2 separate regions of the Homo sapiens genome follow, and region 2 is linked to region 1. Evidence: chromatin contacts called from ENCODE Hi-C or POLR2A ChIA-PET data. All regions are on one chromosome and are shown on one strand. Each heading gives the region's core, a stretch centred on a gene start or an enhancer-like site at or near the end of the contact. The rest is flanking DNA. Distances are from core to core; before and after follow the strand shown.

Region 1 (4,550 bases), core at 1,316-3,815:
AAAATATTGATGAAAAATATTGAATTGCAGATTTTTTTAAAAAAAGCTCAACCAACACTGACTTTTAAAAAACAGAAAGAGAACCATACAGTAAGGACAAAGCCAGAAGCATCACACTTCCTGTGTTCAAATTCTATTATAAAGCTATAGCAATCAAAACAGAGTACTGGCATAAAAACACACATAGAGCAATGGAACAGAATTGAAATCACAGAAATAAACCCACTCATATAAGGTTAACTAATCTTCTACAAAGGTGTCAAGAACAAGAATGAGGAAAGAATAGTATCTTCAATAAATGGTGCTGGAAAAAAGGACTTCTTCAATCTAATAAAGGCACCTGAAAGAAACCAACAGCTTATGTCAGAAGAAGGACACAGAAACTTGATGTTATATCCATAGAAATTACAAAATCTAGAGAACAGGAGAAAAAAATATGAAAAAATTAATAGCCTCAGTGATCTTTAGAAAAATATCAAAAGGTACAAAATGTGTGCAATTGGAGTAAGAGTGAAAGAAGAGGAGATATAAATATTAAAAAGCATGGATAAAAACAATATTTTTTAAAAAGCCTAATTAAAAAGTATATTGAAAGATATAAAAAGAATTTCAGAAAAATAATCTGTAGAAAACCTACCTAGGCACATCACAGTCAAATTGTCCAAAACTAGAAAAGAAGACAAAATCTTCAAACAGCCAGAGAAAAATCATACATACCAGGAACAACAACATGAATAATGATAATTTTTCCTTTTAAAAAAGCGAATACCAGAAGAGAAGGGAACTGTAGCTTTAAAGTGCTACAAGAAATAGAAAAAGTAAACCCAGAATTTGATATAAAATATTCAGCAAAAAATTAAAATACCACAGTAAAGTTATCTGAATATAAATAAAAATTAAAATATTCATTGGCAGTAGAACTACATGATAGTAAATGGCAATGGAATTCTCTTAGGTAAAAAAGAAATAATACCAGTTGGAAGCTTGGATTGTGAGGAAGAAATGAAGAGCACAAGAAGTAGTGAAATGTAGTCAGATAGTAAAGAGTCTTAGGTCGAGCCACCGCGGCTCAAGCCTGTAATCCCAGCACTTTTGGGAGGCGGAAGCGGGCGGATCATGAGGTCAGGAGATCGATACCATCCTGGCTAACACGGTGAAACCCCGTCTCTACTAAAAATACCAAAAAAAAAAAAAAAAAAAAAATTAGCCGGGCGAGGTGGTGGGTACCTGTAGTCCCAGCTACTCTACTCGGGAGGCTGAGGCAGGAAAATGGCGTGAACCCGGGAGGCGGAGCTTGCAGTGAGCCGAGATCGCGCTACTGCACTCCACCCTGGGCGACAGAGCGAGACTGCGTCTCAAAAAAAAAAAAAAAAAGTAAGACTAGTTAAAGTAAAAACTTCATCATTGTATTATAGGATATATAAAATATATGTAATACAGAATGACACTAAAACTTAAAGGACGGGAGTAGGAAAAACATCTATTAGTTGCAAATTTCTTATATTTTAAGTAAACTTCTACAATACAGTAAGTAGACAAATAGTTTTAAATGTATCATTCTTTATTTTCCAGAATAGCCCTGAAAATATTAAAGAGGTATAGCAAAAAGCCAATAAATAAAAATCAAAACAGAATCCAAAAATATTATTCAAATATTTAAATAGAGTCTATTCTAGGAGCCAGTTTGGTCTAACATTAAAAAAATCAATCAATGTAACTCATCTTATTAACACATTTTAAAAAATCTATTTGATTATACCTACAGATAGAAAAAATTTGGTAAAATCCCAAACTCATTTATGATAAAAACACTCAGAAAATTAGGTTGAAAAAAGGGACTTCTTCAATCTAATAAAGGCACCTGAAAGAAACCAACAGCTTATGTCACACTTAATGAGAGAAATATTAAACGTCTTCCCATTTTTATTTCTTAAATACTAAACATGTTCAAGATCATAAAGAAGTCAATAATGTTCACTCTTAACCACTTCTATTCCATATTGTACTGATGCATAAAGACAAGAAAAATACTAAAAAGCTGAAGATCAAAGGATAAGGAAAACCTTTTTCAGAGATGAAAGGACTACTTACATCCAAATATTTAAAAAACTATACATTAACTACTCAAATTAATAAGTGCATACCTTAATTTATTATTACAACATATAAAAATTATATTTTGTATACTAATGGTAAACAATTGGATAATTCAATTTTAAAACCTAAATTTATATTAAAAACAAAATATTTAAATTTAGCAAAAGGCATGCAAGACTTGTATACAGAAAAATAAAAATAGTTGCTAAAGGAAATGAAAGACAGTTTTAAAATATAGAAGTATAAATCATGTCCATGGATTGTTGCAGCCTCTGCCTCAGGAGTCCCCTGCAGCCTGGAACACCTAACAAAAGAAATGCAGGTGCAGTGCCAGGGATTGGAGGTGATTCCCCACAAGTCCTAGGAGCAAACCTTGTGAGGGGGCCATCTCTCTCCCCCACCCACCTCAGAGCATGCCTGTGAACAAGAAAGTACAAGAGCCACACAAGCTGGGTGTTAGCCTAGCTATCGGCCATTACTCTTAAGCGCCATCTACTGGATCACGGCACAAACTACCACACTAAAATTATCATGCTAATTATATATGCAAGATGTGAAACCAGGTGCAAGAATTCACCCACATATGCGGATTCTGTACAGAGCCCTGGCCCTCTGAAAGCATCCAGAAATGAATCCAACTGACCATACTCAACTTACCCCGCAGTTAAAGGAACACCAACCCTATCAGATGAGAAAGAATCAGCACAAGAACTCTGGCAATTCAAAAAACCACAGCATCCCCTTACATCCAAATGGATCACTAGCTCCCTAGAAATGGTTCTTAACCAGTCTGAAATAGCTGAAATGACAAACACAAAATTCAGAATCTGGATAGAAAGGAAGCTCATTGAGATTCAGAAGAAATTTGAAACTCAATCCAAGGAATCCAAGTAACCCGGTAAAATGATCCAAGAACTGAAAGATGAAATAGCCATTTTGAGAATCAGAATAAACTTCTAGAGCTCAAAAATTTACTACTAGAATTTAATAATGCAATTCTGCTGTAAATTCTGCTGTAAATTATTAATTAACAGCAGAACAGACCAAGCTGAGGAAAGAATCTCAGAGCTTGAAGATCAGTTCTTTGAATCAACTTAGATGAAAATTAAGACAAAAGAATTTAAAAAATGAACAAAACTGGCTGGGCGCGGTGGCTCACGCCTGTAATCCCAGCAGTCTGGGAGGCCGAGGCCGGCAGATCACGAGTTCAGGAGATCGAGACCATCCTGGCTAACATGGTGAAACCCCGTCTCTACTAAAAATATAAAAAAACTAGCCGGGCATGGTGGCAGGTACCTATAATCCCAGCTACTCGGGAGGCTGAGGCAGGAGAATGGCGTGAACCTGGGAGGTGGAGCTTGCGGTGAGCCGAGATAGCGCCACTGCACTCCAGCCTGGGTGACAGAGCGAGACTCTGTCTAAAAAAAAAAAAAAAAAAAAAAAAAAAAACCTCTAACAAATATAGGATTATGTAAAGATATAAAATCTATGACTCATTGGCATTCCTGAAATAGGAGGAGAAAGAGTAAGCAATTTCAAAAATGTATTTGAAAAACACCAAAAAAATTGCCTAATCTTGCCAGAGAGGTTGAAATTCAATTCCAAGAAATACAGAGAACCCTGGCTAGTTACTATATAAGACAACTATCCCCAAGACACATAGTCGTCAGATTCACCAAGGTCAAGGTAAAAGAAAAAAAAATTCTAAAGGCAGCTAGAGTGAAGGGTCAAGTCACATACAGAGGAAACCCCATCAGGCTAGCCACAGACTTCTCAGCAGAAAACTTATACGCCAGAAGAGATTGGGAGACTATTTTCAGCATCCTGAAAAAAATTTAACTAAAAATGTTATATCCTGTCAAATTAAACTTCATAAATGAAGGAGAAATAAAATCCTTTTTAGACAAGCAAATGCTGAGGAAATTTATTTTAAGTAGACCATCCTTACAAAAGGTCCTTAAGGGAGTGCTAAATATGGAATCTAGAGAACCTGCTGCCATAAAACACTTGAGCACATAGCCCACAGGCACTATAAATCAACTATGCTGTCAAGTCTACATAACAACCAGCTAACAACATGGGTATGAAATCAAAATCACACCTATCAATACTAATCTTGAATATAAATGGGCTAAACACCTGCTTAAAAGACATTGAGTGGCAAACTGGATAAAAACACAAGACCCAACCATCACTGCCTTCAAGAGACCCATCTCACATGTAACAACACCCACAGGCTCAAAACAAAGAGAGGGGAAAATATCTATCAAGCAAATGAAAAACAAAAAAGGACAGGAGTTGCTATTCTTCTATCAGATAAAACAGATGTTAAACAATGAAGGGCATTACTATAATGATAAAGAGTACAATCCAACAAGGAGACCTAACAATCCTAAATATATATGCATCCAACATTGGAGCACCCATATCCATAAAACAAGTTCTTCTTGGCC
Region 2 (4,550 bases), core at 1,209-3,708, 150 kb after region 1:
GATTTGGGCCAAGAGGGTCCAGTAAAAAGGAAAACCATTTCAAGCCTTTATAGCCTGTGTCAGAAGACTATGACCATGTGGGATCTCCTTTAGCCCTGTGAAGTCCAGGGCTTCTGCCCTGAGCTGCCCTTCAGTCACACCACACAGAGACCATGCATGCTCTCAGAACTTTATTAGGTGGGGATTGGGCAAGAGAAAACCCCTGAAACAGTTGCCCACGTGGTTCAAGACAACTAGAATGGAGATGTGTTGCTTGGAGATACCTTAGATTTTTAAAGGGGAGCTGACTGGCTGAATAACTCAGATTATTTTTTTTTTTTTCATGGTCAGCCAGTCTCTAGTAAGTCTCTAGGGACATGACCAGACCAGAAGCCCCTGTTCTATATGAAGACAAACAGGTGGCCATACTTGGGTGGAGGGATACCGCTGCTATTCCCAGATGAAGATTTGGTGGAAGGAGACCATGACAGATGACAAACGGAACAGTTTCTCAAAAACAGAGGTATGAAGTAATTACACAGGAAAGAAAACAATTTCCAAAGGAGTGAGACAAGTCGTGATTCTTCATTGGTACCTGACCCCTATACCCAAACAGCCTTGAACCAGCCCTTCCAGAGACTGCCCCTAGTGGCCCACTGGGCAGTGCAGGCTGTGAAGAAGACCTGAAGGCAGATGGGGTGGGGGTGCTTATTTTGCTACAGTGGAGAAGGGGCTTGAATGGGGAGGGCAGACCTGGCTAACATCTGCCGCCATCCCCCAACTCCCCCCCAGACTTCTATCACATTTACAAATACATACATAAATACATTACATACAGTAGCCAGTCTGGGAGGCAGACTCCCCACAGAGGCATGGCTGACACATGTCGGGAATTCTAGGAAAGGGCACTGGGCTCCCAAATACGTGCTCGTGTGTTCTCTCCTGCCCAGGATAAGCCTTGCCCCAGCCCACCCCTCTCTTCTGGGTTTAGTTTGTCCAGTATGGAGAGTTGCCGTAGGCAGGTTTGGAGGCTTGAGACTTGGGCTGCAGGGAGCTGGGCTGGCTGCGCTGACCCGAGCCACTCTGAGGAAGAGGAGAAGGGAAGGCTGTCAAGGCTGGAGCAGAACCCCTGGCCCAGAGTAGGGTGGCTGCCTCCATCACTGTACTCACCTGTGCATCCTGCGGAAGGTGGTGGTGCAGCAGCTGTGAGTGGGGCTGCTGGTGGGCTGGCAAGATGTGTAGGAATGGTGGGGGTGCATAGCCAGGGGCCGCTCCCGAGGCCAGGGGCCCAGTGGAGCCCAAGACCGAGGGCAGGCTGAAAGGTGGAGGCGTCCCTGCATGAAATCCCTGCTTGTCAAAAGTCTACAGGGCAAAGAAGACAATGGTGAAGGTCAGGTTGGGCTGTAACCTCTCAAAAACCTATACACCCAACCCACCTTTGTCCCTCACCTGTGTCTTATTGTAGACAGAACCAGTCATATCAGGTAGACCAGTGGTGCTTGAAGACACTGATACTCCTAGGAGGAAAAGCAGTTGTTCCCCACAGCAGTTGTTCCCAGCTCCAGGCTCCCCACCTCCAGGATCACTCAGGGGTTGCCCTGCCTGAGAGGGGATCAGGCAGGAGCCCACCACTCCAGGCCTTATCCTGGAAAGGAGAGGTAAACACTACCTTTGCCAGGCCCAGAACCTGCAGACTTGTTTGGTGCCTGCGATGATCCAGCATAGCCACCTTTGGAGTAGTCTCCTGCTGCTGTCCCCTGGGTCAGGTCGTCATAACCTAGCGTGGCAGGGTACAAGAGGCAAGTGTGAGCCAGGCAAGCCTGTCTAACCCCATGTGTCTCTGTCTGGGAAGTACCCCTCACCTGTACTGTAGCCGTGCTGGCCATAACCACTGGCCTGCTGGAAGGGAGGTGTGGGAGTGCTGAGGTTCACCCCATGTTGCTTGGCTGAGGCTGGAGGGACCTGGGGGGGCAAGCAGATGAGGTATTAGTGTAGGAAGAGGCAAGCTGAGGCTGGTCAGGTACCCCTGCCAGAGCCTAAGGCAGCAGGTGACATACCCACAACCACAGGGGACCTGTGTTTTCATTAGTGCAACACATGCTGGATCTAAACACAGCAGGGGAAAAGTGACCTTGTCCCCAGCCTGAACAGTTTCTGAAGACCAGGTAAGACGGAGTGGAATCACAACCCTCCCTCCCTGCTGGAAGATAGGTCCCAGGTTTCCACCTGCCAGCAACCCAAGGCCAGGAGACACAGTCACACCCTCTGAAATACTCACAAACATGGTGGGGCCATACTGGAAGGCACTGGGCATGCCTGTGTAGTAGGGAAGACCAGTGTAGCTATAGCCAGGTGGCAGTGCAGGATTCACGAAGGGCTGCTGGGCTGTGTGGTGGGTCTGTGATTGGCTCTGCTGTGGCTGAGCTGGTGTGGTAGCGGGTGCAGGGGATGCAGAGTCCCCACGGCCAAACTTTGTGACATCACCTAGGAAAGAGCACTGACTCCAGCCACTGCCCTTCCTCCAACCAGAGAAAGGCCACACTGGCTTCTGCAAACAGGAACAGGTCTGGCTGCCAGCTCAGCACAGGCTACTAAGAGGCCTCTCTCAGCTTGCTGTTGCTGCTTCCCAGCTCCTGGAGTTCGCGCTAGGCCGGCCCCGGGCTACTCCTCATCCATTGAGCAAACTCACCTGGATATGGATTATTAGCTAGGCTCCCATCTCGGCTGGCAAGCGCTGTGGGTGCAGCAAAGGGAATTCCATAGTAGTCCTAGGAGAGACCAGGGAGGCTTGATCAGCGACTGGCCCTGCTTGACTCCCAGGAGAGCAGAACCAGCACATGGAAGTGGTGACGCCACACTCCTGAAACAGACTCCATGCCTGAGAGCCAGCAGTCCCAGGGAACGCCAAGTAAATGGTGCCCCTCGGAAGAGTGTGCAACTAGGCGGCCTGCCTAACACATAAGCACACAGACCGGCCAACCCTGCAGCTTCACCAGGCAGAGCTGCTGGAGACCAAGCCTCACACATCCATTTGACACCACAGGCAGGTGCTTGTGTGAATGCCTCGGGCTGAACCAACTTCGCTGGCTTTTCTGTGTGAGAGACTAGAGCAGCTAGGAAAGCTGACTAAACAGAGCAGACCTGAAAAAGGAGGCAACAGAAGTGCAGGGGCCTGAAAGGTTTAAGGGGGGACAGGGGGCAGTGCCAGGTAGGCACGGGAATAAGCAGGACCCCAGGTGAAGCCCAGAACTGGCCTGTCACCACCTACACTGCTCTCAAAACACTGACATGGCCTAGGACAAGCTTGTCCAACCCACGGCCCATGACAGCTTTGAATGTGGCCCAACACAAATTCGTCTTTCTTAAAACATGAAATTTGTTTGCAATTTTTTTAAGCTCATCAGCTATCTTTAATGTTAGTGTATTTTATGTGTGGCCCAAGACAATTATTCTTTCAATGTGGCCCAAGGAAGCCAAAACATTGGACACCCCTGGCCCAGGACTTGGGGGAAGTATGGCAGATACAACAAAGTGTGGAGACAGAGACGGCAAAGCACAGTGGAGCTTCGTGGAGGAGGGGAGGTCTGACCTGACCCTCACTCACCATCCAGGGCCTCGCACTCCTGGACACACCTGGCCCCTGAGGAAAGGCAAAGCCCTTGGGCTGTGCCCGATCCCAGAAAGGAGCCATCCTGGCTGGGAATGGCACTCACACCCTCCAGGAAACCTCCCGGAAACCCATAGCAGCCTAGAACCCCCGGAAGAGGCAGAGCTGGGAACACACAGAGCTGCACAACTGAGGACGGGAGCAGAGAAAGCCCAGAAGGGGGAGCACTTTCACAGAACACGAGAATTCTCCAGGCAGGAACTAGGCTCACAAGCAGCAGAGGTGAACAAACAACCCGAGGGATAGAAAGAGCAACATATCTCAAAAGGTGGGCTCCAGAGGGTGTTTTCTCTAAGGCACAAAGTGATAAAAGCCAAAAGAGTGCTGTGAATAAGTGTGGAGACCACGGAGAGCCCCTGAAGCAGAATGAATCCCGGGGCTCAGCACCACCTCCTGCAGTTTGGGCCTTTGGCCGGCAGATTAAAGGGCTGCTGGTTTGCACAGTGGGGAGAAGCCGCTCCGCTCCCAGGCTAGGCCTCTGCTTCTGGAAATACGGCCAGCCAGTGGAAAGGGCTACTCTTCTGAAACAAGAGCAGCTCCGTCAGCTCTTTGTGGTGCAGCAGAGAAGGGAGCAACACCCACGGGGAAGAAGGCATCACTGCACAAGGGAGAAAGCCTCTTCCTCCAGCAACAGGAAAGACTGTATCCAGCAGAGGTGGTGTCCAAACTGCCTGCAACTCTCTGACAAGTGCCCTGGGAAATGGCAGAGCAAGAAGACAGTGGCTCCCAGGAGGAAGTCCTGCCCATGGGCAGGGCAAGGAGCGGGCCTATTCCCCTCTGTCCCCACAGTTCTGTTCATGTGGCTATCCCAGGAAAGGCCCACACTGCATTCTGGCACCAACGGTCAGAAGAAAGAGGCAACCCTGGTCTCAGAGTAAGGCTGCAACCACCAGGGACGTCCCAG

What was found. A loop is a pair of places that touch in the nucleus more often than their neighbours do. ChIA-PET counts read pairs that join two places held with the same protein, here RNA polymerase II (POLR2A). Pooled maps may share reads with other maps.
Region 2: a loop to region 1 is called in a pooled map, with 2.4 times the contacts of the local background. The contact joins two enhancer-like sites. A Hi-C loop is called at or near these places in 2 of 50 pooled maps. POLR2A ChIA-PET finds 5 or more read pairs at or near these places in 4 of 52 experiments (OCI-LY7, Panc1, RWPE1 and 1 more).

What each region holds. Positions count from the first base shown.
Region 1 is chr9:33,776,351-33,780,900 of GRCh38, forward strand. All of the region lies in intron 3 of UBE2R2-AS1 (UBE2R2 antisense RNA 1), which reads right to left. It also overlaps a transcript of PRSS3 not described here. Among named protein-coding and RNA genes, the nearest start is that of PRSS3, 17 kb to the right of the region's middle. RefSeq lists an enhancer at 2,733-2,792. Within about 2 kb of position 2,566, at least 3 of the 41 ENCODE cell types and tissues checked have a DNase peak (open chromatin) inside an H3K27ac peak, as active enhancers do.
Region 2 is chr9:33,921,538-33,926,087 of GRCh38, forward strand. It overlaps UBAP2 (ubiquitin associated protein 2), which reads right to left. Exons shown (of 29, transcript NM_001370062.2): 23 at 2,669-2,747; 24 at 2,258-2,463; 25 at 1,842-1,941; 26 at 1,649-1,756; 27 at 1,429-1,496; 28 at 1,150-1,341; 29 at 156-1,062. The coding sequence ends at 967. Among named protein-coding and RNA genes, the nearest start is that of SNORD121B, 11 kb to the right of the region's middle. RefSeq lists an enhancer at 3,579-3,818. Within about 2 kb of position 2,459, at least 7 of the 41 ENCODE cell types and tissues checked have a DNase peak (open chromatin) inside an H3K27ac peak, as active enhancers do.